2 separate regions of the Homo sapiens genome follow, and region 1 is linked to region 2. Evidence: chromatin loops called from intact Hi-C (ENCODE). Cell type or tissue: K562. All regions are shown on one strand. Links, peaks and the distances in the headings refer to the core of each region. The heading gives the core; the rest is flanking DNA. Region 1 holds the start of OR10C1 (olfactory receptor family 10 subfamily C member 1). Region 2 holds the start of OR2H2 (olfactory receptor family 2 subfamily H member 2).

Region 1 (16,216 bases), core at 939-8,938, 150 kb before region 2:
CTAACTTCAGCTCCACTTTCTCCCTGACCAACCGAGAACACTTTTTCTCTGAACTACGTTGTCTACTATCTGTAGTTCACAGTAAATGCCACCCTATTTTTTCTTGGCAGCAGGAGGGGTTCTCTTAATCGTTTATTTTTTTCATCAAACAGCAGCATATGCTAAAAGGTAAGTATATGTGTCTTGAAAAGAAAACTTTTGGAAAAATGTAGCATTTTTTAGTTAGCCTACATTATTATGATTTTTAATTGACAAATTAAAATTGTATATATTTATGATGTATAACATGATGTTTTGACATATGTATACATCATGGAATGACAAAATCAAGCTAATTTACATGAACCATTACCTCACATACTTATCATGTTTTTGTGATGAGAACACTCAGATCTACTCTTTTAGCAATTTTCACATATACAATTCATTAATTATAGTCACCCTTTCATATAATAGATCTCTTGAATTATCTCTCTTGTCTAACTGTAATTTTTGTAACCTTTGACCAATATCTTCTCAATTTTCTCCCTTTCTTCCAGCCCCTGGTAACCACCATTCTATTCTCTGTTTCTGTGAGTTTGACTTTGTAGATTTCATGTAGAAGGGAGACCATGAGGTATTTGTCCTTCTGTGCCTGACTTATTTCAGTTAATATAAGGTCCTCCAGATTCATCCATGTTGTTGCAAACAACAGAATTTCCTTCTTCTTTAAGGCTGAATAGTATTCCACTATGCATATATACCACATTTTCTCTATCCATTCATCTGCTGAGGGATGCTTAGGTTTATTCCACATCTTGGCTATTGTGAATAATACTACAATGAATATGAAAGTGTAGATCTCTCTTCTTATTTCCTTTGAATATATACACAGACAAGGGATTGCTGGGTCATACAACGGTTCTATTTTTAATTTTTTCAGAATTTTTCAGAAACCTCCACAGTGTATTTAATGACTGTACTAATTTACGCTTCCACCAAAAGTGTATGAGTTCTCCTTTTCCACATTTTCATCAACATTTATCTCTTATCTTTTCTGTAGTAGGCATTCTAACAAGTGTGAGGTGATATCTTATTGTGAATTTAATTTGTATTTCCCTGATGACTAGTGATGTTGAGCATTTTTTCTTGTACCTGTTTGTCATTTGTACGTCTTCTTTTGAGAAATGTCTATTCAGGTGCTTAGCTCATTTTAAAATTGAGTTATTTGTTTCCTTGTTATTGATTTGTTTAAGTTCCTTATATAGCTTGAATTTTAGCCACTTACATGTATCATTTACAAATATTTTCTCTCAACCTGTGGGTTGTCTTTTCACTCTATTGTTTCCTTTGCTGCGGAGAAATGTTTTAATTTGATGCAATCCCATTTGTTTACTTTTGGTTTTGCTGTCTGTGATTTGAGGATCATATACAAGAAATCTTGCCCATACCAACGTCATGGAACTTTTCTCCTATATTTTCTTCTAATAGTTTTACAGTTTGCAGTCATATGTTTAAGTCATTAATCCATTTTGAGTTAATTCTCATATATTGAGTGTCATAAGGATCCAATTTCATTCTTCTGCATGTGGATATTCAGTTTTCCAACATCATTTATTAAAAAGACTTTTCTTTCACCGTTTCATGTTCTGTTTATATGATCATATGGTTTTATCTTTAATTCTGTTAATGTTATGTATCACATTTATTGATTTGTGTGTTGAACCATCCTTGCATCTCAGAGCTAAATCTCACTTGATCATGGTGAAAGATCCTTTTAGTATACTGTTAAATTTGGTTTGATAGAGAAACACAACTTCAGAGATAATTCAAGTTTAAGATGGGAAAGTCTGACTAATCTTAATTCTTACAGATATTTTAGCAAACTTTTTGTCAAAATACATTTTATGGACTTTTTAAGGTCATCAGTTCAGACCACAGTCCCATGGATAAAGACAAGGATCTGTGGGGAGTAGATGTTTGTATTGTTAATCACCCTGGTGAGAGGTTAATCCTGGGGTATAAATGAAGTCTCCAAAAGTAGGTGATATATTAGCATGAAAAATACATTTCTACCTTCCCTTGTGTCCTGGGGTCAATTTGGCCTAAACTGCAAGACGTGAAAAGATTATAAGTAGTTCCAAATGAAATGAAATATACCCTTGGCCACATAAATTACCTAGTGGAATTCAAGTGTGTGTGGATCAGTATAACAGCATATAATTCTCTGCACTACATTTACTTTCCACTAAGTTAGAACTACAGTAAATTATTCTATAAGCTACAACTTGATATATGTTGTACTAGGAGAATTCTAAGAGGGCCTGTGGCCTTGCTTAGAAAAAGCAGGTACAGGGGACAGTGGTTGCTGTTCCCACAGCCAGGGTGGAGAAAGCAATGTCAACCACTGCAAAGGATGACAAAATAAAAAGAGTCAGTCAGCTCTCACAGAGCAGCAGCTTGAAGGCACAGAAAAGACACAAGAGAGGAAGGACCAGAGGAGACATTCCTGAACACATCTTGCAAACTCTCAGAAGTGACTATGGGATGCTTCACGGGGGCTAACTTCAAGCTCAAGTTTGACAACCATTTATGTTGTTTGGCTTTGGTCACATATATATCCTATTTTGTATCAGTAATTCCAGTTGGAAAAGAAACCACACATTTCCATGAGTCTCCCATGTTACTAAAATATTTCATAAGCTCGAGCTCAGTGATGTTTTCTGATTATTTGTTCCTTAGACTCCAGCCTAGGCATCCAAGGCAATCTGAATCCATAGAAACTTTAATAACAGTACATCATGGACCTAACCCAAAATATTGTTCAATCTCTTATCTTTGAAAACTTCTTGAGGATTAACAATATATTTTAATACAAAAGAGATAGTATTCAACCCAGCAGGATTTTACAAAAACAAATTATAGCTCTTTGTGGTTTCTGTTAGAGATTTACATAGTCTTACCATTTAGATTTCTTCTTCACTAGACTACGAATTAGAAGTAAATATTATCCAGGGCAGATGGTGTATCCTATTCATCTTTGTATCCCAAGAATATTTTAGCTGTGTCATAAATGATTAGTGAATAAGTAGCAATGCATGAATGCATGAATGAAAAAATAAAAATGGTCACTTGATTCATAATCCCTGGCCTTCTAAAAATATATTAACACAATGTCCGGTTGAAAAGAAAGTTCCAAACATTCCACCAGTAGACATGACTAGCAATAGAGTTGACCTTCATTATTTGTGGATTCAGTATTTGCAAAGTCACCTGCTCCCTAACATCTATTTTTAACCCCTAGCTCAATACTCACAGCACCTTCGCAGTCGTTCATGGACAAGTGCATGAACACAGTGACAAAAAGTTTGAGACACACTGTATGCATCCCCACCTGATGCTGAGCAAGGAAACGCTCTGTCCTCTTGTTTCAGCTATTATACTGTAAACAAGTGTCCTTTTCATGATTTCCTGATTTGCTGAATGCCATATTTTTCACATTTTTTGTTTGTTTTTTGGTGATTTCATAATTCAAAATAGCCCCAAATGTAGCGCTGAAGTGCTGTCCCATGCTCCTGAGCACAAAAATGTTGCAATGGATCTTACGGAGAAAATGCATTTGCTAGATAAGCTCTGTTCAGGCATGTGTTATAGGGCTGTTGGCTGTGGGTTCAACGTTAATGATCAACGATATATATTATATAAGATGTGTTTAAACAGAAACACACTTACAATAAGGTTATTTATTGATCAGGTGACAAAAATGTGACCAAAAACTCATAGGAATCTAACCCTGCATCTCCCCTAAAGCAAGGAATTATTTAATATTTGCTCCTACAGGGTTCAAGGCAACTTTATAGAATGCAACTGCAGTGAATAATAAGAATCAGCTGTGTCTGCATTTTAAAGATGAGAAATATGAGTCTCATTAAAATGAAGTGAATTGTACAAAGTTATAGAATAGGTTAGTCATAGAGCCAGCATTAAAACCCTGGCCTAGTTCAGTGCTCTGTCAGCTGTATCTTCAGTTCTGAAAATGCAATAAGAAAAGATAAAATACGGAATTCAGTCGGCCAGTGGCCCGCAATCCTCTTCTCTCGGTTCCTCTTTCCTCGCTCAAGATGGCGCTGCTCGCGAAGCGTTCTTGGCGTTGGGCGGCCGCAGCGGCTGCTTTCGAAAAGCGCCAGCACAATGAGATACCATCTCACACCAGCTAGAATGCCGATCATTAAAAAGTCAGGAAACGACAGGTGCTGGAGAGGATGTGGAGAAATAGGAACACTTTTACGCTGTTGGTGGGACTGTAAACTAGTTCAACCATTGTGGAAGTCAGTGTGGCGATTCCTCAGGGATCTAGAACTAGAAATACCATTTGACCCAGCAATCCCATTACTGGGTATATACCCAAAGGATTATAAATCATGCTGCTATAAAGACACATGCACATGTATGTTTATTGTGGCACTATTCACAATAGCAAAGACTTGGAACCAACACAAATGTCCAACAATGATAGACTGGATTAAGAAAATGTGGCACATACACACCATGGAATACTATGCAGCCATTCTGCATCTTTCTAATGACAAGAATATTCTCCAGCATAACCACAATACTATTATTACACCCAAGGGAATTAACATTGAACCAATAATATAAAACCCATATTCAACTTTCCCACTTGTTCCAAATCTTTTTTATAGTTGTTTTTATTTTGTTTTGTTGATGACGTAGGATCCAGTCAAAAATCATGAATGACATTTTATTGCCATGGCTTTTGGTCTTCTTCAATCTGGAACGATGTCATCTCCCATCTTTGCTTTGTCTTTAAAGACATGGATATTTTTTAAGAGTTTGTGTCAGTTGTCTATAGAATATGCCACAATATGGATTTGTCTGACTGTTTTCTTATACTCCAATTAAACATTTTTAGCAATAATACTACATAGGTTACACTAAGAGTGGACAAATAGCAATCCAAATTATTCTACTCCATTCTGTTCCCTGTAACATTAATGGCATCATCTTCAGCCATAACAGGGCTACACTCTGGGAGTAGATGACTGATGAGCTGAGAGAAAACAGATTCCTGAGGAATTCTGGATCAGAGCAGCCATATTTCCCTGAACTACAAATCTTTAGACATTTAAGTGAGAGATAAATTTTCATTCTCTTTGAGCCATTGGCATTTCCATTACTTTCAGCCAAATCTAATAAATAAATGAAATGATAAAATATAAAGGAGTCAGAAGAAAACTAAGTACGAAATCCAGTTTATGTAAACCCTGAACTTCTAGTTATATAAATTAATAAGTAAATTTATTACTTAAACCCGTTGGAGTTGGGGCTTGTTATAATGGTTGGTATGTCTTGAAAACATTCTATTTGACACACAGCTTTTATCACATCTATGAAAATGTATAAAAACACAGAAGAAACAAATCAAATAATAGATACCAATGATAAAAATGCAAAGAAAGATTTGTATAATAAATGAAAAAGAAATCAAAGCAAGAAAAATTAGTGACAATTGTATAAGAAAATGACATTTAGCACCTCAATTAGGTCAAAACATGTTTATTTCTCTTTTATATTATTAGTTACCTGTAGAATCAATAAAACCTGCAAGGGACCCTATAAATAGTTATCAAATAAATTGATTACTGGATTATATCAATATACATAAGAAGGGTAAAATTGCATTATTACTTTTTGTAGATGTACTAGAACATCTACAGTGATGGGAAAAAATCATGAGAAAAAAGAAGAAAATTAAAATGGTTGAACCAGAGATATGGGAGAACTAAGAGAAACCAATAGCTCTGGATATATTCTTTGAAATGTTCTTAACAGGTCATTCTGTATTTCTTGCAATCTAAGAAACAGATTCAAAATAACAGATTAATTGGTTTTGTGAAGCATTCTCCCCATTGGAAAGCCAAGAATGCTTGGAGACTCAGATCCTCAGAGAGCTTAAAGAGAGACAACAAACCTAAGAGAGGCTTCCTCAAGAGGGATCCACTATGTAGATAAAAAAGAAGATAAGCAAGTCACAAATGCCATCTGCCTTCACTGGTTATTTCTCCAAATAGAAAATAGAAAGACACCTTTGAGATAATATCTTCTGGAAAACACTGAAAGAGCCCCCAGAGGAGAATGAACCAAGGGCTCTTCAACTGCAAAAGGATATCAGTGTGTGGACTTGTATTTCTAATACACAACCTTGAATATGGCTGGAATATTGAATTTGTGTATATATTCAAGTGTATCTTTGGGTGTTTATAGTTTTATGTTCAGTGTATTTAGACTTTTACTGTTATCTGTAATAATGCCAATAGAATACATGATTTGCAACTTTAGATAAATCTGGCATCTGGGAATATTAGGCTATTCTTCTGTGCCTGTATTTTGAAATATAATTTGACAGTGTGTGAATTTGTGGAGTTTATGTGTGTAGTTTGGGGATTTTCATGTTTACAATGTAAGAGGACTAAGTTTGAAAGTCTGTAAGATGCAGAAATAAGCAATTAAGGAAGTTCTTGTCATCTTTTGCCTGAGCATGTTTTAAAACTAGAGAAATGCTCACCCCTCTAAATAGTTGAACTGTTTAATGCTATAGGAGCTTAAAAAGAGAGGATCTTTCTCATTTTTTTTCTCCTCCTTGAACACTGTGAAATTTATGGTAAAATGACAGAAAAAGAAGAAAGACTAAGTGAATCTGGTAACTAAAGAAAGAGCTGGAAAAAAGAAAACTAGAGGGCAAGAGGTGATAAGAGAGGTCACCTCTTATCAGACAGGAGACAAGTTGATGGAGAAAAAGATCTGCTATGAGGGAAAATTCTGTCTCCAGCCCTGCAGGAAGAATTGGAAAATCAGAAAAGAGTGAAAAGGGAGCTAGACTGACTTAATCTTCAGCCCAGGTAAAACTGGAAAGACAGTTTAACATGTTCTTTAGAATGATAGGCACTATCAGGAAGAGATGAAGTCAGGGATTCAGGCTCAGAGAGACAAATACTCATCCAGGATCCCAAGAGTGAGCAAGGGTGGAATATGGACTCCAGGCAAGGCTGCCTAATTTCAAAGTCCATGATATTCTAATAGAAAGGGAGATCTAGTGCTGCGATCAGATGCAGAGAGAGGTCATCTTTGCCCATTTCACGATTCCATAGTTGTGATTTTTCCTTGCCATTTCTTTTGTCTTCCAGTCAAAGGTATGCAGGCAGGATGAGTGCAAACACCTCCATGGTGACTGAGTTTCTTCTTCTCGGCTTCTCCCACCTGGCCGACCTCCAGGGCTTGCTCTTCTCTGTCTTTCTCACTATCTACCTGCTGACCGTGGCAGGCAATTTCCTCATTGTGGTGCTGGTCTCCACTGATGCTGCCCTCCAGTCCCCTATGTACTTCTTCCTGCGCACCCTCTCGGCCTTGGAGATTGGCTATACGTCTGTCACGGTCCCCCTGCTACTTCACCACCTCCTTACTGGCCGGCGCCACATCTCTCGCTCTGGATGTGCTCTCCAGATGTTCTTCTTCCTCTTCTTTGGCGCCACGGAGTGCTGCCTCCTGGCAGCCATGGCCTATGACCGCTATGCAGCCATCTGTGAACCCCTCCGCTACCCACTGCTGCTGAGCCACCGGGTGTGTCTACAGCTAGCTGGGTCGGCGTGGGCCTGTGGGGTGCTGGTGGGGCTGGGCCACACCCCTTTCATCTTCTCTTTGCCCTTCTGCGGCCCCAATACCATCCCGCAGTTCTTCTGTGAGATCCAGCCTGTCCTGCAGCTGGTATGTGGAGACACCTCGCTTAATGAACTGCAGATTATCCTGGCAACAGCCCTCCTCATCCTCTGCCCCTTTGGCCTCATCCTGGGCTCCTACGGGCGTATCCTCGTTACCATCTTCCGGATCCCATCTGTTGCGGGCCGCCGCAAGGCCTTCTCCACCTGCTCCTCCCACCTGATCATGGTCTCCCTCTTCTATGGCACCGCACTCTTTATCTATATTCGCCCTAAGGCCAGCTACGATCCGGCCACTGACCCTCTGGTGTCCCTCTTCTATGCTGTGGTCACCCCCATCCTCAACCCCATCATCTACAGCCTGCGGAACACAGAGGTCAAAGCTGCCCTAAAGAGAACCATCCAGAAAACGGTGCCTATGGAGATTTGAAAAGGGGGCGATAGTGACTTCTGTGCAGTGCTCTGAGTCAGTCCCAAATACCTAAGGATCAAAGAGTCTCCCTTAAGGTCTTTCTTCACATTAGGGGAGGGCCAGCCTGTCAGAAAGACAAACTTATCTTTGAAAAGCTACCGTAGTCAAATGCGCTCCTCAGACCCTCACAACACATACATATTCTATTCCGCTTTCTGTTGCAAGAAACAAGAAACCCAGGATGGAGGATCAATTTCAGAAGCAGAGCAAGTTGACAACCAGGGATAAAGTTACAAAATATTATCCTTATCAGACTAGCAAGGTAATAAAATTTTCAGCCACAACAATGATCCTTAAAGTCATTTGACATTTGTACGTCCTAGGTAAGGCATTTGTTTCTTGGGTGGTACTACTGGTTAGTACCTTAGCAAACATAATTATACCTAATTAAATCTACTACCAGCTAAAGACAGATTCCTCAAGAAGTAAGGAGTGGCCACAAAAGTTTCAATGAAGGTAAGTTCTTATGGAAATTCATATGCCGCAGAGGTTAAGAGAACAGATTCTGATGTCAGACAGACTTAAAGTCAAGTCTTATTTTTTCCAGCTAGTTAGCTAAGTGATCACAGGTGAATGATATAATCTCTCTGAGCCTTAATTTTTTTAAATTTTATTTTAGATTCAAGGGTACATGTGCAGGTTTGTTATATAGGTAAATTTCACCTCACAGTGATTATTTAGTCACCCAGGTAATAAGCATAGTACCTGATAAGCAGTTTATTGATCCTCACCCTTCTTCTATCCTCCACCCTCAATTATGTCCTGGTATCTGTTGTTCCTTTCTTTGTGTTCATGTGTACTCAGTGTTAGGTCCCACTTTTAAGTGAGAATATATGGTATTTGGTTTTCTGTTCCTGTGTTAGTTTGCTTAGAATAATGACCTCCAGTTCCATCCATGTTGCTGCAAAGGACATAATCTGTTTGTTTTTTGTTTTGTTCTGTTTTGTTTTTATGTGAGCCTTAATTTTCTTATCTATAAAGTTGCGGTAACAACAGAGTCTAATTCATTGGGTTTTTGTGAGGATTTGTAGACTTGCAAACAATCAAGCTTAATATCTGGCACAAAATAGTATCTTGATAGATGTTTTTGTTAGCAAGTCAGACAGGTCAGCGCAAAGGCTAATGTTTGGCTCACATGGGGTGACTTTGCTGGGAAGAGAAGGGTATTCTTGAAATATCAGTGGCATTGGAACCCACAAGAGACCCAGAGGAAGGTGGAAGAAGAGGCTCTATACATCACTGTTAACAGAAACTGCTACCCAGCACAGATATGAGCCAAAAACTACCAAGACACGGAAGAGCAAATATAAGGGCTATGATATGCAGGAGAGTCAGTGAACTGCAGAACAAATAAGTGGAATAAGCTGAGAGGGTGAATCAAAAACAGCCATCTCCAAGAGGCAAGTATTTATTAATAATTAAAAGTGCAATCTACATACTTTATATCATTCCAACACTTTATTCAAATGCAACAGTATTTATTGCAAACTTTCTATGTGCCTATTGCTCTTTGGCACTGTGGAGAATATCAAGTACATACAGGGTGGTGATTCTGTCCAGAGAGCACTTGCTGTCCTGTTAAGAAAGCACTGATTCTCATGAAACTATCAGAGAACAGTTTGCAAAGTAAGAAAACACTCAAAATGTAAAGCGAAAAGACAAAGGTGTTACTCCCTGTCCCCACCCCCCAAAAGGGGTTGTGTGGCCTTCCTCAAACTCATTTTATCAATGTGGAAAACCTCACAACTACTGCTCTTCAATTGAACAAAACTGCAATAGCGAGGAACAGCATTTAAGAAGGGTTGCCTAAAGGATTGTCAAAACAGCTTTTCCTCTGATAATTTAAAATCTAAATCTTATCCCCAAGCTAAAGCAGATGAGCACAGAGCTACACATTTAAAATGCTGAAATATTTCCACTTCCTACATATCTCCATCAACTCATCTTTCCTAGAACTGGTCTTGCTAAAGAGTGTTTTGGCATTAAGCCATTGGTTTACATTGAGAAAGATTACAAGAAGCAACATTATGAAACTCTCAGAGGGATCATTTTTCTCATATCTCAGTGATAGGAATCACTGTATTTTTCCTGTCATATAAGCAATAACATTTCCTCACAGTTTTATGGAAGTACAATTGGCATATGACAAATTGTACATGTTTAAGTGTGCAATTTGATAAGTTTTGACCCATGTATGCACCATGACATTATAGGCGCAATCACGAAATGAACATATCCAGCCCCCGTGCTCCCTCACACTCCATTGTAATCTCTCTCTTTCACCCCTCCCTGCACTCCTCATTCCCAAGCAACCTCTGATCTGCTTCCCAGCACTATATTTTTCTTTTTTCAGAGTTTTATATAAATGAAATTATAAAATATGTACTCTTTTTAGTCTGACTTATATTTGGAGATTTGGCCATGTTGTGGTGTGTACAGCAGCCATTCCTTTTCATTTCTGAGTGATACTCCATTGTATAGATATGACATAATTTGTTCATCCATTCACCTGCTGAAGGAAATTTGGGTTGTTTTCACAATTTTTTATTTATTCACCTGCTAAAGGAAGTTCAGGTTGTTTCCAGTTTTTGGTTCATAGAATGAAGGTTCTATGAACATTTGTGTACAAAGTCTTTGTATGCTTTCATTTCTCTGGGGTAAATACATAGATGTGAAATGGCTGCATCACATGGGAAGTGTATGTTTAATTTTTTAAGAAATTAAGTAATCACTTTTCCTCTTAACATGACAGCTAGCAAGTTTCCACCTGAATTTGTAACTCATCTCCAGGAAATGTGCAATTCCTCACGATATATTTTTGAGATATCTAGTTTCTGGTCTCACTTGCTGTTGTTGTTGTTGTTCTATTCTACCTTTTTCTTTGTCCAGTCTCTCTCATCCTTATTTTCTGTACATTTATGTAACCCAGCACATTAGTCTTTCTGGAGCAAGACTTAGAGCCACCAATCAGTAATTAAAAAAAAAAAAATAGACAGGGGAAAGTATTGAATGGAAAATCCCTGGTTATATGGTTTGGCTCTATGTCCCCACCCAAATCTCATCTTGTAGCTCCCATAATTCCCATGTGTTGTGGGAGGGACCTGGTGAGAGATGATTGAATTATGGGGGTGGATGTTTCCTGTGCTGTTCTTGTGATAGTGAATGGGTCTCACATGATCTGATGGTTTTAGAAATGGGAGCTGCCCTACACAAGCTCTCATTTTTCCTGCTACTATCCATGTAAGATGTGATTTGCTCCTCCTTGCCTTCCACCATGATTGTGAGGCCTCCCCAGTCATGTGGAACTGTAAGTCCAATAAACCTCTTTGTTTTGTAAATTGCCCAGCCTTGGGTAAGTCTTTATCAGCAGTGTGAAAACAGACTAATACACCTTGGTAAAGATTGAAGACATGGGTTGTGATCTCTACTCCGTTACTAAAACTTTACAGGACCTAGAGCAAACTCTTTGCATCATCTTTTTGGTTTTCAATTTCATCATCAATAAACATAAAGGCTAAATCAAATGAGCTCTGGATTGAGTTCCAGATCCACTATTCTGTGCTTATTTGTCCCAAGGACTATATGCTTCTTATAGCTGATACTCTCACAAAGAACCAGAAGGAAGATTGCAGCAAATGCTCTTTCTCCACCATAGATAGCTACCAAGGGACCTTGAACTACATTAATCCTGGGCAATATAAGCACAGTCATTGGTTTTCAAGACAAACACCACTCAAAAGCTAGGGAGAGTCCATCAGTGATCCCCATATTGAGTCTTCCCCCACTGTATTCTACCTTCCTGAACCTCACATCTCCCTTACTCACACCTGCCATTGCCCCTGAGCAAAACTTGACCTGCTTCTTGAAATCCCACTGCTCTGTCCCTAATATTTCCTCCTACCAACCTTTCTCCCTGACACTCCCTTCCTCAACTTCCCTAATCCCATGGGACCCACTCACTATAGTGCACCCCAGCTCCTGATGGTATCTGCTACCAGAAGTATCCTCATTCTTTCTTTCTTTTTTTTTGACAGGATTTTACTCTTGTTGCCCAGGCTAGAGTGCAGTGGCACGATCTTGGCTCACTGCAACCTCTGCCTTCTGGTTTCAAGCGATTCTCCTGCCTCAGCCTCCTGAGTAGCTGGGATTACAGGAGCCTACCACCATGCCCAGCTAATTTATGTATTTTTAGTAGAGACGGGGTTTCACCATGTTGGCCAGGCTGGTCTCGAACTTCTGACCTCATGATCCACCTGCCTTGGCCTCCCAAAGAGCTGGGATTACAGGCGTGAGCCACTGTGCCCAGCCAGTATCCTCATTCTTTAGCTTTGCAGAACTGAAGTAAGAAGTGACTGTGGCATCAGGGAGGGAGGGTAGAAGTCAGATGGAAGGGAAGGGAGAAGGAGAGAAAGAAGAAACAGAGGCAGGCTGAAGAACTGAGCAGAGAAAAGAGAAAGAACAAAAAAGACCTCAGAGGAAGACTCACCGGCTCACAAGGAAAGCCATCTCTGTGCATCCCAGGCCAATCTCTTCACAGGGCTTGGAGAAACCTCCCAACCAGAGCTCACTCCCACAGTCTATGCTCACTGCTTCCCTGCATCAGCTCCTCCTGTGGCAGCATGGTCCCCCTGCGTTTCTGCTCCCCACTGAGCTCTCTGGGATTCACAAATCAGTGCCCTAGGGAGGGCTTGGAGAGCCTAGCACGTGGGGATCTTACACAGGGGCCAGGAAAGGGATGTAGGACTCAGGAAGAGACACTGAACAAAGGCTGTGGCTCAGTCCTGGAAATGGGAGCGTGTGCTTGTCCATTGCCAGCCTCTCTGCCTCTCTAGGTTGTGTGCCCTCACTGGCCTTAACTCTTTCCAGTCAGGGAAGACTAGGAAAGAGTTGGAAGAGGAAATATTGTAGAAGAAAGAAGAGAACTCAGGTACATCAGGGCCACCAAGAAACAGGGGCTCTGGGTCTCCCAGGGACATAAGGAGAAGGATTAGGAGCTGACCAGGCTTGCTACACAAAAGATTCCAGGGTTGATCCTCTGAGAGTTGAGAAAAACAGAAAGTGGGATCTCAGTGCAAACTTCAAGCTTCAAAGATGCCACCCATCATCTATTCAACTTTTTTTTTCTTTTGGCTAACCCTTTACACTTCTTTCAAGTCTGCGAATAATTATCAAGTTCCCACAGTGTGCCTTATTCTACATAGTGCTGGCAATCTGGTCAACTTCCTTTGTATTTCTCCTCTGCTCAGCTTTTCAGTGGATCCTCTTCATTCTCCTTCATTCTCACTGCAGCCCAGACCCACTTCCTCCCTTCCCTGAGCTTCCCTTGCCTATCTCCCTCCTCATCACCCAATCCCATTTCCTGCAAGAAGAGGCAATATTATTAATCTGTCTCATCTACCATAACCACCACCTGGTTTGTGCAATAGCATTTTCTGGATGTTTCCTCTCCTGGCAGCCAGGACTGACAATGTCACCTGCCAGGGGCCTGGAAAGCCAAGCCACAACCTTCTTAACCAATTAGAGGCACTGCAGAGAAGCAGCAGGAGTCAGGGCACTTGCACCCAAGAATGATAGATATATTTATTCACCACATATGTATGGATATAGTTAGAGAAACAAGCCTCAAGGCACAACGATTGACTGAGGTTAGACATTCGGCCACTTGAGAGAATGAGGAGGTGGAAGCACAGAAGTTAAAAGTCATCTCTCTCCCATTTGCTTCAACCTCAGCATGCCTGAAAAAAACATGGTTGATAATATACCAGTCAGTGACCAAGCCCTAATGAAATGACTGACTTACCAATACTGACTTCTCAGGAGGCTGATTTAGAGCCAAAGTAACTGCTGAGTTCTGAATAAGCAGCACACCTGGTCTGCATAATAAGATCCATTTTGCAATCACCCTCTTCAGAAAGCCAAATAATAGGTCAAAAGGTGGTTTAGAACCCAAGCAGCGGAAATAACACAGTTGAGGACTCTGTCGACCATAGGCACCCTGATGGACCTAAATAAATTACTCAACTTTTCACGAGAATATTTTACCTAATAACTGGAACTTATCATCCAGAACAATGTTTTCTGCCTCTTTGTTTTTCAGTTCATGATATTCCTGTGGACTGGCTTTACTCCTAATTTCCGACCCCAATAAGATCCTGGTCTAGTTCTTGGTATCTAGACCTAATTCCCCATTTGCATAAAAGAATACAAATGATAAACATAGAAACCCTGACCATCCTTGACTCCAAGGGTAAAAATACTGCCCTAGGCAATCATGATGCCTCTTATTTACTGCCTTTCAAATAGAAACTTTCTAAAGCAGCCATTGGGAAATAGTTCATTTTTGCAATGGACCACAGATACCTATACACATTGGGCTTATCATTTTGATCTTTATTCAGCTCCTAAAAATAGTCAATTTGAAAAATGGGGTTTGCATTGACAGTTTTATATTATTGATGCCAATTTGGAATTTTATACTTGATAATATTTATTTGTTGAATGAATTTGAACGAGTGGTAGAAGACTCTTCTGGCTGGAGCACTTTTAAGTCTTGCACTAGCATGGGTCTGGAAATGAACTGAAGGAGGACTAGAGATAAGTACAGGGGTGCGTCCCAATTGTGAATGAGAATGCAGGCCATATACTCTTTGGAGAATCACCATTATGGGCCCTCTGGCAGTATAAATGAGGCCATTGTAGAGTTATTCTTCTGTATTATCCAAAGAGAGGACCTAAAACAAATTAGTGAAATAAATACTGTAGGATTTCTGCTAGATGATGAGGCTTTTAATTCTTCCTGTTTCTGGGATGGCCTGGCTGGGCCTCCTTAGGAACTCAGCTCATTCCCCATTCCTCCTTGACACTGGATATGCATTCTTTGCATTCCTTGGCTTTCTCTCTGGTGTTCTATAGAAAGTAAATGAGTCACAGTTCCTTCAGTTCTTTCTTTTAGCCAGTCTATAGCACTCTACTGGTCATCAAAAAAGATCCAAAAGTGATCAACATGACCCTTTCTTTTTTTTTTTTTTTTTTTTTTTTGAGAAGGAGTCTAGCTCTGTCGCCCAGGCTGGAGTACAGTGGTGTGATCTCGGCTCACTGCAACCTCCGCCTCCTGGGTTCAAGCGATTCTCCTGCCTCAGCCTCCCAAGTAGTTGGAACTACAGGTGTGCGCCACCACACCCAGCTAATTTTTGTATTTTTAGTAAAGATGGGGTTTCACCAAGTTGGCCAGGATGGTCTCGATCTCTTGACCTCATGATCTGCCCACCTCGGCCTCCCAAAGTGCTGGGATTACAGGCGTGAGCCACCACACCCAGCCACACGACCCTTTCTAAGGAAGTGAAGATGGCACATGGAGACCAAGTACAGAAAGGACTACTGGGGGTCTTGGATGGCCCTCCAATGCTGTTGTCTCTCCAGTTCCTCTTGGATAATTCTGGTGTCCATGAATTATTATGTTGCCACATTTGGATGCCCCATAAGGGTCACTTGAGAAAATCATGAAATCTGGGAAAGGAAGGGCAAGTCATAGAATCCTGCCACTATAGAATAATGTCTGACAACCAAGTGATACATTCTGTTTAAGTAGGCACCAAACTGTCGGCAAAAGCCCCATTTTCGAGTTGGCCAGTTCTGGCAATTTTCTGTGTCCATTCTGCATGCCACTCAACTCCTCTAATGAATTCTTATTCCTTTTCAAGCCTTCTGTATTCCTTCTTATCATACTGGACACTTTGACCTCTGGTGTCCTAGAACTCCTGCTTCCCATGACTTCCATCTCCAATTCCAATAAACACCTTCTTTTTAAAAATTTCCTGATATTACCCAGTAGCTCTCATCCCTATTTCCCTTTGAAGTACTCATGTTTTTTATGATCCCTTCTCCCAACACTTTTCTTGCCTTCAATGTATTTTTAATGACTGGTGACCTCTTACCTCTCCTTCTTTTACTTTAACCTCTAACTTCTCCTAATCAATATGCCTTAAAACTCTTTCAGTGAAGGCAAAATGATGAAGAAAGTAGAAATATCAGT
Region 2 (16,216 bases), core at 5,034-13,033:
CACAACATGTGAGATACAATAAGGTTTGTGTTCATTTAAGCCATTAAATTTGGGGAGACTTTGTTATGCAGCAATAAATAACTAGAACACTCCCATGAGCCACTGGTATGAGCAAGTTGGGAAGTACCAAGGCCACAGCGTGGAGGACATGGGAATCTGGGCCCCCCACTTCAGCACCTTGCATTTACCCTCCAGTTCTGCCCATGACTGATGCAGGATATACGACTTCTCTCTTACAACTGATGATGTTGCAACCACTAGACCTCATCACTTGATTGATTTGACAGGACCCAGCTCATGATGGACAGTTGTAGCCTAATAGCCATTTGATGTCTCATGATCAGGAGCTCTGTCTCTAGTAAGGCCCAAGAGCAAGCTAGGACTTGTTTCCTAATGGGGTTTACTTTCCTGCAGCAGACAGCATAGATTTGATGAAGAACCCCAGGGATCTATGTTGTGATTTTCCTTTCAAGGCTTGCCCAAAATGCCACACTGTATCTTTTCCCACCACTGATACCTTTAGTGCCCCAGAGTCTATTGAGTCACATGACCAAAGCACTACCACACGGCTGATATGACAGCTTAGAACAGCTGCGGACCCCAGGTCTGCTCTGGGCTTCAGTCAGTCGCTAGTAAACTGTTCCATGTGGTATTCCCATGAGTGTGGAATATGTTTCCTCTAGATCCTAAATAGGACAACCAAGCATTCTCTACCCTGGAGAAGAGGAAGGAGAAGACCAAGATTCACTGCTGGAAGAAGAAAACAGCCTATGAGGCTACAGAAACAGGCAGAAAAGAACGTGGAGAAGAAAACTGACAAATACACACAGTTCTCCTCAAGACCTATGGACTCCTGGTCTGAGCCTAATAAAGACTGTTTATTCCAAAAAACACCTCTGTATTATAAATTCTTCTGTGTAATAGTGTGTTACTGTGCATCTCTTTCCAATTCTGCATTACTGGTGTTAAGTGTGAAATGCAATAATGTGTTCTTACTTTAGAGGGATGTCCTGGCACAAAGTCTAAAAACTTCAAAGATGTGGAGGATGCTGAATCTTCACAGGGTGTATTTCCCACTCTCTGGAGTGCATTTGTCTTACCAGTGCCGCCAATATGCTTGCCCTCATGGCTCATTCTGTTTGGTTAATAAGATATTGTTGATACAGTGGAACGATGTCATGTTTTGTGGAATGTCCAGAAGGTCCACGTCCAGTGGTGTGCTGCATGCAGCTAGCTCATACTGCCTCATGGAGCCAACTGTTAAATTTTCAGAAATTGTGCAAACCAGTTGTTAAACATGACTATTATTTTAAAATAAGTTATTTTAAGGCATAGGTAACAAATCCCTAAGCTCTTCATTTTCTAGGTATTTAACTATCTTATCATATTTTCCATACTCTTCTGGTTATTTATATCTGTTATGTCTATATAATAAAGATACTAAATAATGTTGTCTGTATAATAAAAATATTCTGGATTGGTGATGAGCAACAATCACCATCTTTCGTTTGAGTCTCATGGCCATGAGACCAACCCCATGCACTGCTCTGAGACCTGCCAGCCACTCCCATTCCTGGGGTGCGGTCCTCCTGGTTCAGAAGTGATTTTCCATTAGGCTATCTTTTAATTTAAACATGAACTCTGCTGTGCCCATCACTGTCTGTGTGCAGTCACAGGTAGAGGGAGAGCCTTCAGATGGCACCCTCAGCACTTCCCAACCCTTTCCTTCCCTCTAGGCCAGAAGGTGGTGGTCGTACAATGCGAGAGCATCAACATTTCTGGCAAGTTCTACAGAAACAAGTTGAAGTACCTGGGCTTTCTCCGCAAGCGGATGAACACCTTCTGGAGGCCCTGCCATTTCTCGGCCCTAGCCGCATCTTCTGGTGGATGGTGCAAGGCCCACTGCCCCACAAGACTCACCAAGGCCAGGCCGCCCTCAACCACCTCAAGGTGTCTGACGGCATTCCACCGCCCCATGACAAGAAAAAGCTTTGGTGGTTCCTGCTGCCCTCAAGCTTGTGTGTCTGAAGCCTACAAGAAAATTTGTCCGCCTGGACACCGAGCTTATGAAGTTAGCTGGAAGTACCAGGCAGTGACAGCCACCCTGAAGAAGAGGAAGGAGAAGGCCAAGATCCACTACCAGAAGAAGAAACAGCTTATGAGGCTACAGAAATAGGTGGAAAAGAACATGAAAAAGAAAACTGACAAATACACACAGGTCTCCTCAAGATCCATGGACTTCTGGTCTGAGCCTAATAAAGACTGTTTGTTTATTCCTCAAAAACAAACAAACAAAAAAAAACCCTCTGTATTATAAATTATTCTGTGTAATGGTGTGTTACCATACATTTCTCTACAACTCTGCATTTTCAGTAATCTCACATTGACAGTTTAAAATTGGCCATGGTGAGAATATTTACACTGCAGAAATCAGCAAATGATGTAAATCAAGGCTTTTTTGCCTGGACTTGCAGCACATCCATGTCCCATTGGACCCTATTATGACGGGAGAGTTTTAACATGGTACTGAAGCAAAAATGTAAATGTAAATGTACACTTATATCCATACCTGTAAATTCAAACTGCCTTTGGTCTTTCTTCCTGATAGTATTTGAAAAGAACACATTCAGCCAGGCACGGTGGCTCACGTCTGTAATCCCAGCATTTTGGGAGGCTGAGGCAGGCAGATCACGAGGTCAGGAGTTAAAGACCAGTCTGATCAATATGGTGAAACCCTGTCTCTACTAAAAATACAAAAATTAGCCAGGCGTGGTGGCATTTGCCTGTAGTCCCAGCTACTCAGGAGGCTGAGGCAGGAGAATCGCTCGAACCCGGGAGGGGGAGGTTGCAGTGAGCCAAGATCATGCCATTGCACTCCAGCCTGGGCAACAGTGAGATTCCATCTCAAAAAGAAAAGAAAAGAACACATTATTCACCAGATTAATAGCCATATAACATGGACCTGAAACCGTGCTAATCAGGCACAACAGCTGTAATTACAGCTATTTCTTGGTTGAGTTTGTGCTAGTCTGGTCATCTTTCAAGTTGCATCTGATATTTGTAGTGACCAGACTGGTGAATTAAATGTGAAATATGATAGAAACAAACCCCCGCACCCTTTAAAGGTGGCCTCAATCAGCCATTTCCCTTGAATTGTGATATTGTTCTTGATTCACTGTCTTTGCGGTAAGAGGTGTAGATTCAGGGCTTCCACTTCAATCTGTAGCTCGTACTCCACAGACTAAAGAACTATGTGGGGATTCTGCCAATGGCCAAGCATGTGCATTCCAGTTACAGATTTAGAGACTGCAGAAATGACTACTGGGTAGATCCATGGACCTAGTACATGCCATTTATTAGCTGATCTCATAGGCTCCCTTTCTAATGGAAGAGAAGCATAACGATTCAGTTATATGAAGATTGGCTAAATGTTCTAAGTACTCTCCAAACCCAGAGCTTTATAATTCTCTGTTACTACAGTGTGCTCCATCTCAGAATAACTAAATAGAAAAGGAGGAAGCTGAGAACTTTAAAAACTGAGGTCCTGAATAGATGAATCATAAGCCTGAGAGGACTATCAGGATGCCCGGGACTCACTGGAGGTGGGAGTAGAGACACTGTCCTTTTTCTTCCTGTTGACAGAAAGAAGCAATGAGTGACCTCTTTTACCTACCACAGTGATGACTATTGTTGGCATATTTCCTATAGATATTCCCCTGCCCCTTTTACCATAATTTGTGGCTAATGAATTGTCTGTGGGCTATGGACCCTAGAGTCTCAGCAGAATTAATGAGCTCTTTCCCTCCGTGGGATCCCTCTACCACCATACCATGTCAACATTTCTACCTCCAATGCCACTAAAACAGAGGCACACCTCTGCCTAGACTGAGGGGGAAAATTGTTGGCAAAGAACTCAATGGCAAAGAACTCGATGGCAAAGAACTCGATGGCAAAGAACTCAATGGCAAAGTTCTGACCTTGGCTTCATCCTCCCTGCAGAGATTTGGTGGGCTTTGGTTGGTGCAAACCCTCTACAGTTAGCAGATTTGGGTTCAAACATCAGCTCTGGTGCTTACTAACTATACTGCCTTGGGAAAGTTATTTATATTTCTTTGTTTCAACTTCTTCATATTGGAAGGAAGAGAATAATATGTAGAGTTGTGAAGGATAATCAGCAGTGTAGAGTAAATGTTTAATAAACAACTTGGTTGGTGGCAGATGGGGAGAGCCCTAATTTGTAGTGTTTGCCAATTTTCATAGTGTAAATATTCCTGCCATGGCTGTCTCAAGCCACTGATGGTTTAATAACTGTCTCACAAAATTCCTAAAAATTTACTAATCAAGAGATAATCTGAGCCAGCTCCAGCTCATCACACACATGTGTGCTTAGAAAAGTGCCAGATGGTCAGCATTAGCAATCCCTATTGTGACCAGAGATGCAGTTGCCCATTCAAGGATGCCCATTCCTTTTTATTTTTTTGTTTCTTCCTGATGTACAAGTGGAGGCTGGGCACCAGTTAAGAGCTCTGTCATGGGGAATTGCTGGTACCAGAAGAGATTTTTATTTGATTGAAGGTAAGCAGAACCTTTGCTCTTTGGCTGTGAGATATCAGTTTCCGCCTATCCTCAACACTGGAGGACCAGATTTGGAGTTAAACTTACTCTAAAATCCTAGTCCTAGCACTTATTGACTAGGTAACCTTCTACAAGTCTCTTGTCCCGTCTGTGACTGTTCACTTTTTGGTAAAATTGGGATAATTTTATCTCTTTGTAGGGTCACTGTGAGAACCAGATGTTCAGGGAGTTGTTTATCACCATGCTTTGATGGTAGCTACTAACAGCAAGGGTAGCTCATGGTCACTAGACTATCATAAACCCCTTTCAAAGGACCTCCCAACTCCTTCCCCAGCTCCTAACACAATGCTGGCACTTTGGGGCTCAAGAAATGAATAAATGCGTAGACCAATGCATGAATATTTCAGAAGGAAAAGGAGTAGGAGAAAAATAATGAGAGTGGAAAAGACAGAGAACAAAGAGGGAAAGGGAAACAGTCACTAAGAAAGGTGTAATCTAAAGAGATTCAGCGATATAGCAGAGAAAGGAAAGGAATGAAATGCCAAGATAATGACAAAGTTAGAAATGTAGAAAATTAATTAGGATGACACATGATGGATAAATAAGAAACAATTGGCTATTGTTTAAGGTTACATGCAAAGAATTTTATATTACAAAGAAAACAAAGGAGGGGGCGGCAGCCAATGAGCATGAGGTTTCTTTTGGGAGTAATGAAATATTCTGGAAGTAAATGGTGTTGGTTGCACAACTTGTGAATATACTTTAAACCACTAAATTACACACTTCAAAAGGGCGAATTTTATGGTACGTTAAATACATCTCAAAAAATGAAAGCGAAGGCATAATTAAAAATTTAGAGGCCAGGCACAGTGACTCATGCCTGTAATCCCAGCACTTTGGGAGGCCGAGGCAGGCAGATCACCTGAGGTCAGGAGTCTGAGACCAGCCTGGCCAACATGGCGAAACCCCGTCTCTACTAAAAATACAAAAATTAGCTAGGCATGGTCTTGAGTGCCTGTAATCCCCGCTACTTGGGAGGCTGAGGCAGGAGAATAGCTTGAGCCCAGGAGGTGGAAGTTGCAGTGAGCAGAGATCGTGCCATTGCACTCCAGCCTGGGCTATAAAACGTGACTCTAAAAAAAAAAAAAAAAAAAAAAAATTAGAATGGTGGTGACATCTTGAGGGGTGACAAATTGAGAAAATTGAGAGATCAGGGAGGGGCACACAGAAGCTTCTAAGATACTTGAAACATTTGCTCAGTTCCTTAACCTAGTTGTTTAAATATGTAACAATATTTTGAAAATTAAAAATATATTTTAAGTGAGAAAAGAATAATGGGAAAAACAGGAAGAAGACAGAGACAATGGCAGAGAGTCCTGGCAAAAAGGGAGATGTGATAGAGCTTAATACAAGATGGGGACCCTGTAAGAGGAAGACATTCCTGCCATCCTCTGAGCTCCATGGCACGTTTGTGGTGTGGCCCACCATCTCATCTCCTCCCCTCATGGCCTTCCTAAGGTCCTGTAAGACCCTGAGTCCTTGTCTCTGACCTGCCAGAGTGGCTTCAGTCTCCCACCCCCAGCCCTCAACTGACCTTCTATGCCCCAATACATCTCTATTTTAAGGAAAAAGTCCAGTCACCTCCTCTAGGAAGCTTTCCCTGATATACCCAACCAAATTGGTCAGTCATCCTACAGAACCTTTACTCTCATTCACCCAGTACATTGGTGTTACTGGCCTTTAAATTTTGGACTCTCTTTTTGGTGGTGTCTGAAAGACTACAAGATTTAGGGAGAGTGATTCTTGGAGTCTTTCGATAATGTTCCTGTGAACCCTGGTGATTTTAACATGCTTGTGGCCACTCTTGCCTCCTACTTGTAAGCTACTCATGGCAAGGACGAAGCATGTGGACCAATTTCCACCCCTCCCTGAAAGTCAGTTGGTTCAGAAACTTAGGTTGCTAAAAAGGCCAGGGCAACCAACCTGATCTCTCTATAAGTAGGGATATCTTAAAACAAAACAAAATCTCTCTCATAGATAAAACACTGTCTCTGATAAGCTTACTTGCAAATGAAAAAATACAAAATAAATGGAATGTACAGAGTTCTATAAAATTCATTCAACCAATAGAGCAATAATTGAGCCTACAGAGACAACTTATCAGAAAATTCATTCAATATACCTTACGAGATCATCCAATAGATAAGAGACAACTCTAGAACAGCATTCAGAACATAGTGGCACTCAATAAATTTCCCCTGAATGAATGAATTAATGAATTAGTGCATATTTTAATCAGCCTCCTTTGCCCTCACCCAGGAAGTCAGAGGCACCAGTGTGAGTATCCATCTGCTGTCCAGTACATTCATGGATTCCTCACTCTCACTAGACAATGTTTGACCAGGAAGAACAGGGAATGAGAAGGAGCTGCTGGATGGTGATGAGCCTTGGAAAGGGAGGCTGGGCGAGCAGAGACAGAAGAGAAACACCTACCTGCTGTGACCTCACAAACACCCAGGCTGAGTTTTGATAAGACAGGTTGAATCACACTGGAGTGACAGCCTCATCCCTCCAGGTACAAACAAGAACAGGCCATGGTTAACCAAAGCTCCACACCGGGCTTCCTCCTTCTGGGCTTCTCTGAACACCCAGGGCTGGAAAGGACTCTCTTCGTGGTTGTCCTCACTTCCTACCTCCTAACCCTAGTGGGCAACACACTCATCATCCTGCTGTCTGCGCTGGACCCCAAGCTCCACTCTCCAATGTACTTTTTCCTCTCCAACCTCTCCTTCTTGGACCTCTGTTTCACCACGAGTTGTGTTCCCCAAATGCTGGTCAACCTCTGGGGCCCAAAGAAGACCATCAGCTTCCTGGACTGCTCTGTCCAGATCTTCATCTTCCTGTCCCTGGGGACAACTGAGTGCATCCTCTTGACAGTGATGGCTTTTGATCGCTACGTGGCTGTCTGCCAGCCCCTCCACTATGCCACCATCATCCACCCCCGCCTGTGCTGGCAGCTGGCATCTGTGGCCTGGGTCATTGGGCTAGTGGAGTCAGTGGTCCAGACACCATCCACCCTGCACCTGCCCTTCTGCCCCGATCGGCAGGTGGATGATTTTGTCTGTGAGGTCCCAGCTCTAATTCGACTCTCCTGTGAAGACACCTCCTACAATGAGATCCAGGTGGCTGTTGCCAGTGTCTTCATCTTGGTTGTGCCTCTCAGCCTCATCCTTGTCTCTTACGGAGCCATTACCTGGGCAGTGCTGAGGATTAACTCTGCAAAAGGGCGGAGGAAAGCTTTTGGGACCTGCTCCTCCCATCTCACTGTGGTCACCCTCTTCTACAGCTCAGTCATTGCTGTCTACCTCCAGCCCAAAAATCCCTATGCCCAAGAGAGGGGCAAGTTCTTTGGTCTCTTCTATGCAGTGGGCACTCCTTCACTTAACCCTCTCATATACACCCTGAGGAACAAGGAGGTAACCAGGGCATTCAGGAGATTGCTGGGGAAGGAAATGGGGCTCACACAAAGCTGAGGGAGAGCTGCTTAATGTGCTTTAAAAGAGAGGAGATTCTATGTGCTTTTATCAGAAAGTTTGAGTTCCCTGCCCCTCTGCCTTCTTCACACCCATTACATTGTGGGAATGGATGAAAGCCACATGTCTGTGTGTGTGCATGTATGTGTGCAAGAGACAGCGACTGAAATGTAGTAAAGGGAGGTATCTTTATGCGAAAAATTATAGGCATCAAGTATATTTTATATTTTTTTCTACTTTAAGTCTTCGCCTCCATAGTCATGTTCCTACCTTTATCACTTCCATTTTTAATTCCCCTCCCTTGCCATATCCCCACTATTCCTTCACCTCCAATTCTAATTCCTACCATATCTTCTTTGCTTCTCCCTCATGTTTTTCCCACTTCACTATATGTCTGTTTTGTATTCTCATTCTATTTTATTCCTCAAATAACAGCAAAAGAGAAGGGGAAGCTGAAGCCCAGCTAAGTTCGGAAACTCACCCAAGAACACACAGTGTCCACAGCATCAGAACTAAAATCCAGGCCCCATAATTTTCAGTCAGGCAACTCTCAAATACACACTGTTGCTTTCACACCATAATCAAATATCCCAGTATTTCAGGCTTGAGCCTTACAAAGGAAACTTAGCTTCTTCAGTCCTATTTCTTCTCTTACAATGCCCACAAATCGCAGGTAAAGGAGCAGCCAAAAAGACACAAAAATATCTTCATGTTTAGGCTGGCACATTGTGGACCTTGGTGTCATCTACCGGCCAAATATGGTATTGCATGTGACATCCCAGACTTCTGCTCCAGGGTCATCCGAACTGTACTTTGCTCAAAGACATAGATATGGTTATGATACTATAAGCATTTATGTAATTGTTATGTTAACCCAAGTAACACTTAAAGTACAGATGCTCCTTGACTTATAATGATGTTACCTCCCAAAAAACCTATCATATACTGAAAATATTGTAAGTTGAATATGCATTTCATACACCTAACCTACCAAACATCATAGCTTAGCCTAGCCTACCTTAAACATACTCAGAACACTTACATTAGCCTACAGTTCAGCAAAATCCTCAATACAAAGTCTATTTTATAATAAAGTTTTGAATATCTCATGTAATTTACTGAATACTGTACTAAAAGTGAAAAAACAGAATGGTTATATTGGTACTCAAAGTACGGTTTCTACTGAATGTATCTCTTTTGCATTATTATAAAGTCAAAAAATGGTCAAAGTCAGGAACCCCCTGCAATTTACACATATTGACTTATTTAACCCTTATAACAACACTATGAAGCAGATAATATTATTATCCTTTTTCAGAGGTAAAAACTAAAACACAGAATTTATGTTACCACTTGCAAATGTGCAAGACAGGATTTGAACCCAGGAAAACTGGCTCCAGACTCCTTGCTCTTAACCTTGCCTTTTGGTAAAAATAATGCCTCCCAGGCCCAGGTGAAAAGCTTCAACTTCTCAACAAGCTTTGAGGAAATCATTTCAATCTAAAACTATATCTAAATGATCCCCCAGCCGAAGGGGTTTCACTTCCTTAAAATAAGAGTTTTTCAAATACTTCAAAGCATAAGAAACAACAGAACAATAAAACTTTTGGAAAAAGTTGTGTTACAGTTCATTGTGTGTGTGTTTCTGGCTTAGTTCACCCACTAGATTTCAGGCTCTCAGAAGGCAAGGACCAGAATTTTGCATAAAATTGGCACCCAGTTTTATAAATGTATAAGTGAATGAATGAATGAATGAATGAATCTTACTCTCCAAAGAGAATATATAAAAGGTTCTGGGGTTCCAATCCCACATACGCTGTCTCCCAGCTTTTCCCTGGCAAGGGCAGCAATACCAAATTCCCTTTTGAGTACACGCCGATAAAATAAGAAAAAGGAAAATCTTAGTTTTATTTCTAGTTCCAACATAAAATGATTTTGATTCAACATTTATCCTGGCATCAGCACAGAACAGCAACATTAATTCTATTATAATCCTAATCTTTATCCTAGCCATCCTTGTGTTAATCTTATTGTCTCCTTGACCTCGTTATTAGAGCATATTCTAATCTTAATGTAGAGCCCCCATTTTATATTTAATAATCCTAATCAGTCAGGCGCAGTGGCTCACACCTATAATCCCAGCACTTTAGGAGGCCAAGGCGGGCGGATCACGAGGTCAGGAGTTCGAGACCAGCCTGACCAACATGGTGAAACCCTGTCTCTACTAAAAATACAAAAAAAAAACTAGCCTGGCGTGGTGGCGTGCTCCTGTAATCCCAGCTACTTAGGAGGCTAAGGCAGGAGAACCTGGGAGGCGGAGGTTGCAGTGAGCCGAGATCATGCCACTGCACTCCAGCCAGGGCGACACAGTGAGACTCTATCTCAAATAATCATAATCATAATCATAATCTCAGCCCTACAGGTAAGGCTAAGCTTAATTCCACTTTTCAAATCACTGTAGTAAGACCTTTTTTTCATGACCCCCTCTATCTGCTTTCTCTTACTGGCACCTAGAAATGTCTACACTTTTCTCCTGTTTATCATCTCCCTACAGCCAGAGGCTATAATGTTTGTATATAGTAAAATCGTTTCTAGACTGACTCTAGGGGAAATGCAACAGAGAATTAAATAAAGCAGTCTAAAAGAATCTGCTTTGTTGAATAAATGGTTTAACATAGGACTTAGGACTAACATCTCTTATCCTAAATTCATTGTTTCCATGTGACAGTCATCTATTGGATACTCTGTGAGAAAATCCAATATAAAGTTACTCAGTCACAACCCCCACAATGTCCAGTGAAAATAGGGATGGTCAGGCACATAGTGCCAGCATACATGACAGTTACACAACTGAATTGGAGCAAATAAGAGTCTACAGGAATACAGAATTAAAGAATAATGTGTGTGAGTGCTTGGAGCGGCAGTGATCATGGAAGCCTCTTAGAGGTTTGAACCACAGAAGAGTAAACAAAATAAGAAGTATTTGCTGACTGTGTAGAAATGAGATGATGCAAAGACCCCCTTTTTAGGGGCTTGGGGACTCCTAAGCATGGAAATAAAGCAAAATCCTGTGTTTCTTCAAGGAAAATTCCAGGCACCTAGCTGGCTCTGAGAAATAAGTAGCAACTTGAAAAGCAACAAGGTAATAGCAGCCTAAGACAATAGCCAAGGAAGTTAAGCGTTCTGAATAGGTTTGCTTTCCTCATAGAAACTAAAGATAACCTCTTAACATATGTCTCTGCGTTGTCTCTCAGAAACTCGGAACCCCACCAAATGAATCTGCTGGCATAGACCTCAGAGGACAGGAAAATGACTGAACTTTATAACCATCATCCTTTGTTCTAAGTTTCTTCCTGAGGAGCTTGGAGAAAGTAACACCTTCTAGGCAGTTAACATTTTTCTACTGGACCCCAAATTTTTAAACAAAGGTTCTCTTCCTTAACTAATTGCAAATTTGGGGTTTTTTTGTTTTTGTTTGAGACAGGCTTTTGCTCTGTTACTTAGGCCAGAATGCAGTTGCAGTCGTAGCTCACTGCAGCTTAACCACCCAGGCTCAAGCAATTCTCCTGCCTCAGCCTCTAATTAAAAAAAATTTTGTGTGTGTAGATACAGAGTCTTGTTATGTTTCGCAGGCTGGTCTCAAACTCTTGGCCTTAAGGGATCCTCTCTCCTTGGCCTCCCAAAGTGCTGGGATTACAAGCATGACCCACACCTGGCCAGAAAAATCTTTGAATCTACCTATAACCTGTAAGTCCCTGATTCAAGATATCCCACCCTTTTAGATCAAAACCAATGTGGAGGCCGGGCACGGTGGCTCACAGCTGTAATCCCAGCCCTTTGGGAAGCAATGTGGGCGGATCATGAGGTCAGATCAAGACCATCCTGGCTAACACGGTGAAACCCCATCTCTACAAAAAATACAAAAAAAAAAATTAGCCAGGCGTGGTGGTGGGTGCCTATAGTCCTAGCTACTCGGGAGGCTGAGGCAGGAGAATGGCATGATCCTGGGAGGCAGAGCTTGCAGTGAGCCAAGATCACACAGCTGCACTCCAGCCTGGGCAACCGAGCAAGACTCCATCTCAAAAAAAAATGTGGAACCTCTATGCACTGATTTCCAATGTTCCTTGTAGCTTCTGCTTTTCTGAAATTTACCCCTGCCTTTTTTTGTTTCCTGTTTTTTGAGACAGGGTCTTGCCGTGTTGTCCAGGCTGGAGTGCAGTGGCATAATCATGGCTCAGTGCAGCCTCAACCTCCTGGATTCAAGGGATCCTCTCACCTCAGCCTTCTGAGTGGCTGGGAGTACAGGCATATGCCACCATATTTGGCTAATTTTTTTATTTCTTGTAGAGTTGGGGTCTCACTTTGTTGCCCAGGCTGTTCTTGAACTCCTAGGTTCAAGTGATCTTCCTGCCTCAGCCTCTCAAAGTGCTGGGATTACAGGTGTGAGCCACTGCACACTGCCTTACCCCTGCCTTTAAAAACCCATGTTACAATAGTTAGTCAGACACGAGCAGGGCAGGAAAGGGCCTCCTTCCCCACCAGGAATGTCAGGCAACCATCAGGTGATAGGCGGTTGTTAAGCTGTCTCTCTAAAATAATCATTGGTCACAGCCTGTGCCAGGGAAAAACAGTCTCCCAATAAATAGAAAAACCTGAAACTAAGATCTCAGGAGTTGGGCAAGTGGGCTCATGCATGGGCACTAAGGGAGAAATGACAGCATTTAACTGGTTTATAACCTTATAGGAACACTCCCTGGTAAGGGAAGAATGCCTCAAGTCAGCATGCATACTACTCCAGTAAACATACCGTGCATGCAGCCCCTCCCAAGCACTAGCAGGCCACTGTACATGCAGACAGCCCACCCCAAGGGAAGATTCAGGGGAGAAGGGACCCTGGAACCCTGCCAACATATAAAACCCTAAGTCAAGGTCAAAACCACGCACTTGATCTCTCAAGTTGCCTGCTTGGCCCCCTTCCAAGTTGGCTTTACTTTATTTTGTTCCTGCTGTAAAGCTTTTTAATAAACTTTTACTCCTGTTCTAAAATTTGCTTCGGTCTCTTACTCTGCTTTATGCCCCTCAGTCAGATTCTTTCTTCTGAGGAGGCAAAAATTGAGGTTGCTGCAGACCTGTACAGATTCGCAGCTGCTAACATATTTTCATGCCATGTAACTCTGATACATTCTGCCGCTAATACCCTTGCCTGCAAGACATCAGGGAGGCCAGGACTTGAGTGTTTAGCTGCCTGGTCCTCCCTGCGTAGTGTCCTGCAACAAATGCCTTTCTTTCTATTGGTGCAATCCTTGGTGTAAGTATCTGGTTTTATTGCACCAGGCAAGCAGACCCCAGTTTGGTTCTATAACAGAAAAGGCTAAAGACAAAAATAAGCATGTTGTGCATTAAGATAGGGAGATGTGGGGGAAGGAGTTACACCGAGGAGCAAAATGATTAAGCAGGAAGGTAGAGATTATTTCAGAAAGATACAGAAGCTACTGAATTGAATACAACCAGAAAAAAAAAAAAAAAAAAGGATCCCTTACAGATGTTTCAAACCTACATGATTTAGGTCTCCTGAGGGCAGGCACTTAACTATTCATTCTAACATGACATGTGAGTTGGAAGCCTTAAAGGAACATTATTCAAGAACCTCGTCTCTACTAAAAATATGAAGTCTCTAATAAAAATTAAAAAGTCTCTACTAAAAATACAAATAATAATAATAATAATAATAGCCAGGGCTGGTGGCAGGTGCCTGTAAACCCCTTGCTTGGGAAGCTGAGGTAGGAGAACCACTTGAACCCAGGAGGCGGAGGTTTCGGTGAACCGAGATCACGCCACTGCATTCCAGCCTGGGAGTTAGAGTGAGACTCCATCTCAAAAAAATAATAATAAAATAAAATAAACCTCAAACGTCTGAAGGGCTCACCGAATCATGAATAGATGCTTATGTGTAGGGCCCAGCCCTGTCTTATCCTTCTATCTCCCAGGGAAGGGGAAACCTTCTGGCTCCTCCTATGCAGAATTAATCGCTCACCCTTGAAGGGTACCAGTATATGCCACCTCAAACTATCTTTAGCATGTGGATTATTTTGAGCTAACAATTGAAAATCATCAGACTAGTGAATGCTGTAAAACAGGATACAAGTTTTCCTTTTGTAAATAAATTCACATCTGTAAAGGTACAACTCTTACTAATGGAGAAGACATCAGTTTAAATCTACATAACAAACCTTTTCTATCTGTAAAGGTACAACTCTACTAATGGAGAAGACAGTTTAAATCCACATAACAAACCTTACTAAACCACTTTGTTCCATATTTTCCTGGTCACTTTCCCATAACTTGCCTGCCCATCTACCACTCACCCAGAAGCCCCAAACTCCTTTTCCTTTACCTAGCCAAGATGTTATACAGTTGCTAAGAACAACACGATTTGAACTCCATGGATTCACTCACACATGATTTTTTTCAGTAAGTATATTGAAAATTTTTGGAGATTTGTGACAATTTGAAAAAACTCACAAACCACATAGCTTAGAAGCACTGGAAAAATTAATGGGCCAGGTGCTGTGGCACATGCCTGTAATCTCAGAACTTTGGGAGGCCAAGATGGATGCATTGCTTGAGCTCAGGAGTTGGAGACCAGCCTGGGTAACATGGGGAAACCCCATCTCTGCAAAAAAAAAAAAAATTAACTGGGCATGGTGGCACGCACCTGTAGTCCCAGTTACTAGGGAGGCTGAGGTGGGAGGATCTCTTGAGCCCAGGTGGTTGAGGCTGCAGTGAGCTGTGATTGCACCACCTCACTCCAGCCTCAATTAAAAAAATAAATAGGGCTGGGCACGGTGGCTCACGCCTGTAATCCCAGCACTTTGGGAGGCCGAGGCAGGTGAATCACGAGGTCAGGCAATCGAGACCATCCTGGCTAACACGGTGAAACCCCGTCTCTACTTAAAAAATACAAAAAATTAGCCAGGCGTGGTGGCACACACCTGTGATCTCAGCTACTTGGGAGGCTGAGGCAGGAGAAACGCTTAAACTCAGGAGGCGGAGGTTGCAGTGAGCCGAGATGGTGCCACTGCACTCCAACCTGGGCGACAAAGACTCCATCTCAAATAAATAAATAAATAAATAAGAGAAAAGTATGTCATGTGTAAACCAAAAATAAAATTCTAAGCCCCCTAACTGACAGGAAGAAAGGTAAGACATGCCAATGATACCCTCCTTCCTCTGGAGTTTAGGGACAACTGACCAGCATTAACATTACAATAGAGATCATAAGACTGACAAAAGATTCTCTGTAGCAATAAAATAGTCAACTCCAACCTGACTCTGATACAGCATCACACCACAGATAGCAGGCCCTGAAGGAAATCAAAGTATTTTACCCCAAAATATACTTATTTGACATTTTGAAATGACTCTGCAAAGCCATTTCTTGTCATGGGGATTTGCATTTTGTAGAGAATCCCCTTCCCCTTCCAGGTCTTTTTCTGATCCAGGAGGGATTTTACTAATGAGTCTGACATCTTTTAAGGTGCGATAAGAAACATTTACCATCTATTCTTTCTGAGGCCTGGAAGCTTCATCTACGTAACAAGAATCTTTGCTTCCACAAACATCTCCCCCAACGCCACCTCCACGCCCCCTTAACTCAAGCATTTCTTTCTGCTGACTTCAACTCTTTAGGCAGGGCTTAACTTTTTCAACCAATTGGCAATCAGAAAATCTGAATCCCCCTATGACCTGTGAGCTCCCTTGCTTCGAGATGTCCCGCCTTTCTGAGCTGAACCAATATATACCTTACATGTATTGATTTATGTCTTTGTCAGCAACTTCTGGCTCCCTAAAATGTATGAAACCAAGCTGTAACCCAACCACCTTGGGCACATGTTCTCAGGAACTCCTCAGAATGGCTCAGAATAAACCTCTTCAAATATTTTACAAATTTTACTTTTTTCATCAACAAATAAATGTATAAAATATATGTAGATACTACCAAAAAATATACACAAATCTACTATAAAAACCAAAAATTTGGCCAGGCACTTAGGGAGGCTAGGTGGGCAGATTGCTTGAATCCAGGAGTTCATGACCAATCCGAGCAA

The links. Hi-C counts contacts between places; a loop is a spot of excess contacts. Peaks named below come from ENCODE experiments on the same cell type or tissue, not always from the same donor. Only the 100,000 strongest peaks of a DNase experiment are listed, where the experiment ranks them.
Region 1: a loop joins it to region 2, with 8 times the contacts of the local background. A loop is called at or near these places in 5 of 110 quality-filtered maps.

The regions. Positions count from the first base shown.
Region 1 is chr6:29,432,813-29,449,028 of GRCh38, forward strand. The region is part of intron 1 of OR11A1 (olfactory receptor family 11 subfamily A member 1); the gene reads right to left. It overlaps OR10C1 (olfactory receptor family 10 subfamily C member 1), which reads left to right and starts at 6,494. Exons shown (of 1, transcript NM_013941.4): 1 at 6,494-8,165. The coding sequence starts at 7,204. The coding sequence ends at 8,142. It overlaps LOC105379641 (a long non-coding RNA gene), which reads right to left. Exons shown (of 2, transcript XR_002956335.1): 2 at 9,691-9,759. RefSeq lists enhancers at 7,662-8,162, 14,828-15,364. In K562, for the core only: a CTCF peak has its summit at 4,096; a DNase peak (open chromatin) is centred at 4,100; H3K27me3 peaks cover 1,073 bases.
Region 2 is chr6:29,580,776-29,596,991 of GRCh38, forward strand. It overlaps OR2H2 (olfactory receptor family 2 subfamily H member 2), which reads left to right and starts at 4,346. Exons shown (of 2, transcript NM_007160.4): 1 at 4,346-4,575; 2 at 6,895-9,725. The coding sequence starts at 7,170. The coding sequence ends at 8,108. SNORD32B (small nucleolar RNA, C/D box 32B) reads left to right here and starts at 1,477; the gene lies at 1,477-1,553. It also overlaps the pseudogene RPL13AP. RefSeq lists an enhancer at 14,024-14,531. In K562, for the core only: a CTCF peak has its summit at 8,856 (motif pointing left); a DNase peak (open chromatin) is centred at 8,876; H3K27me3 peaks cover 947 bases.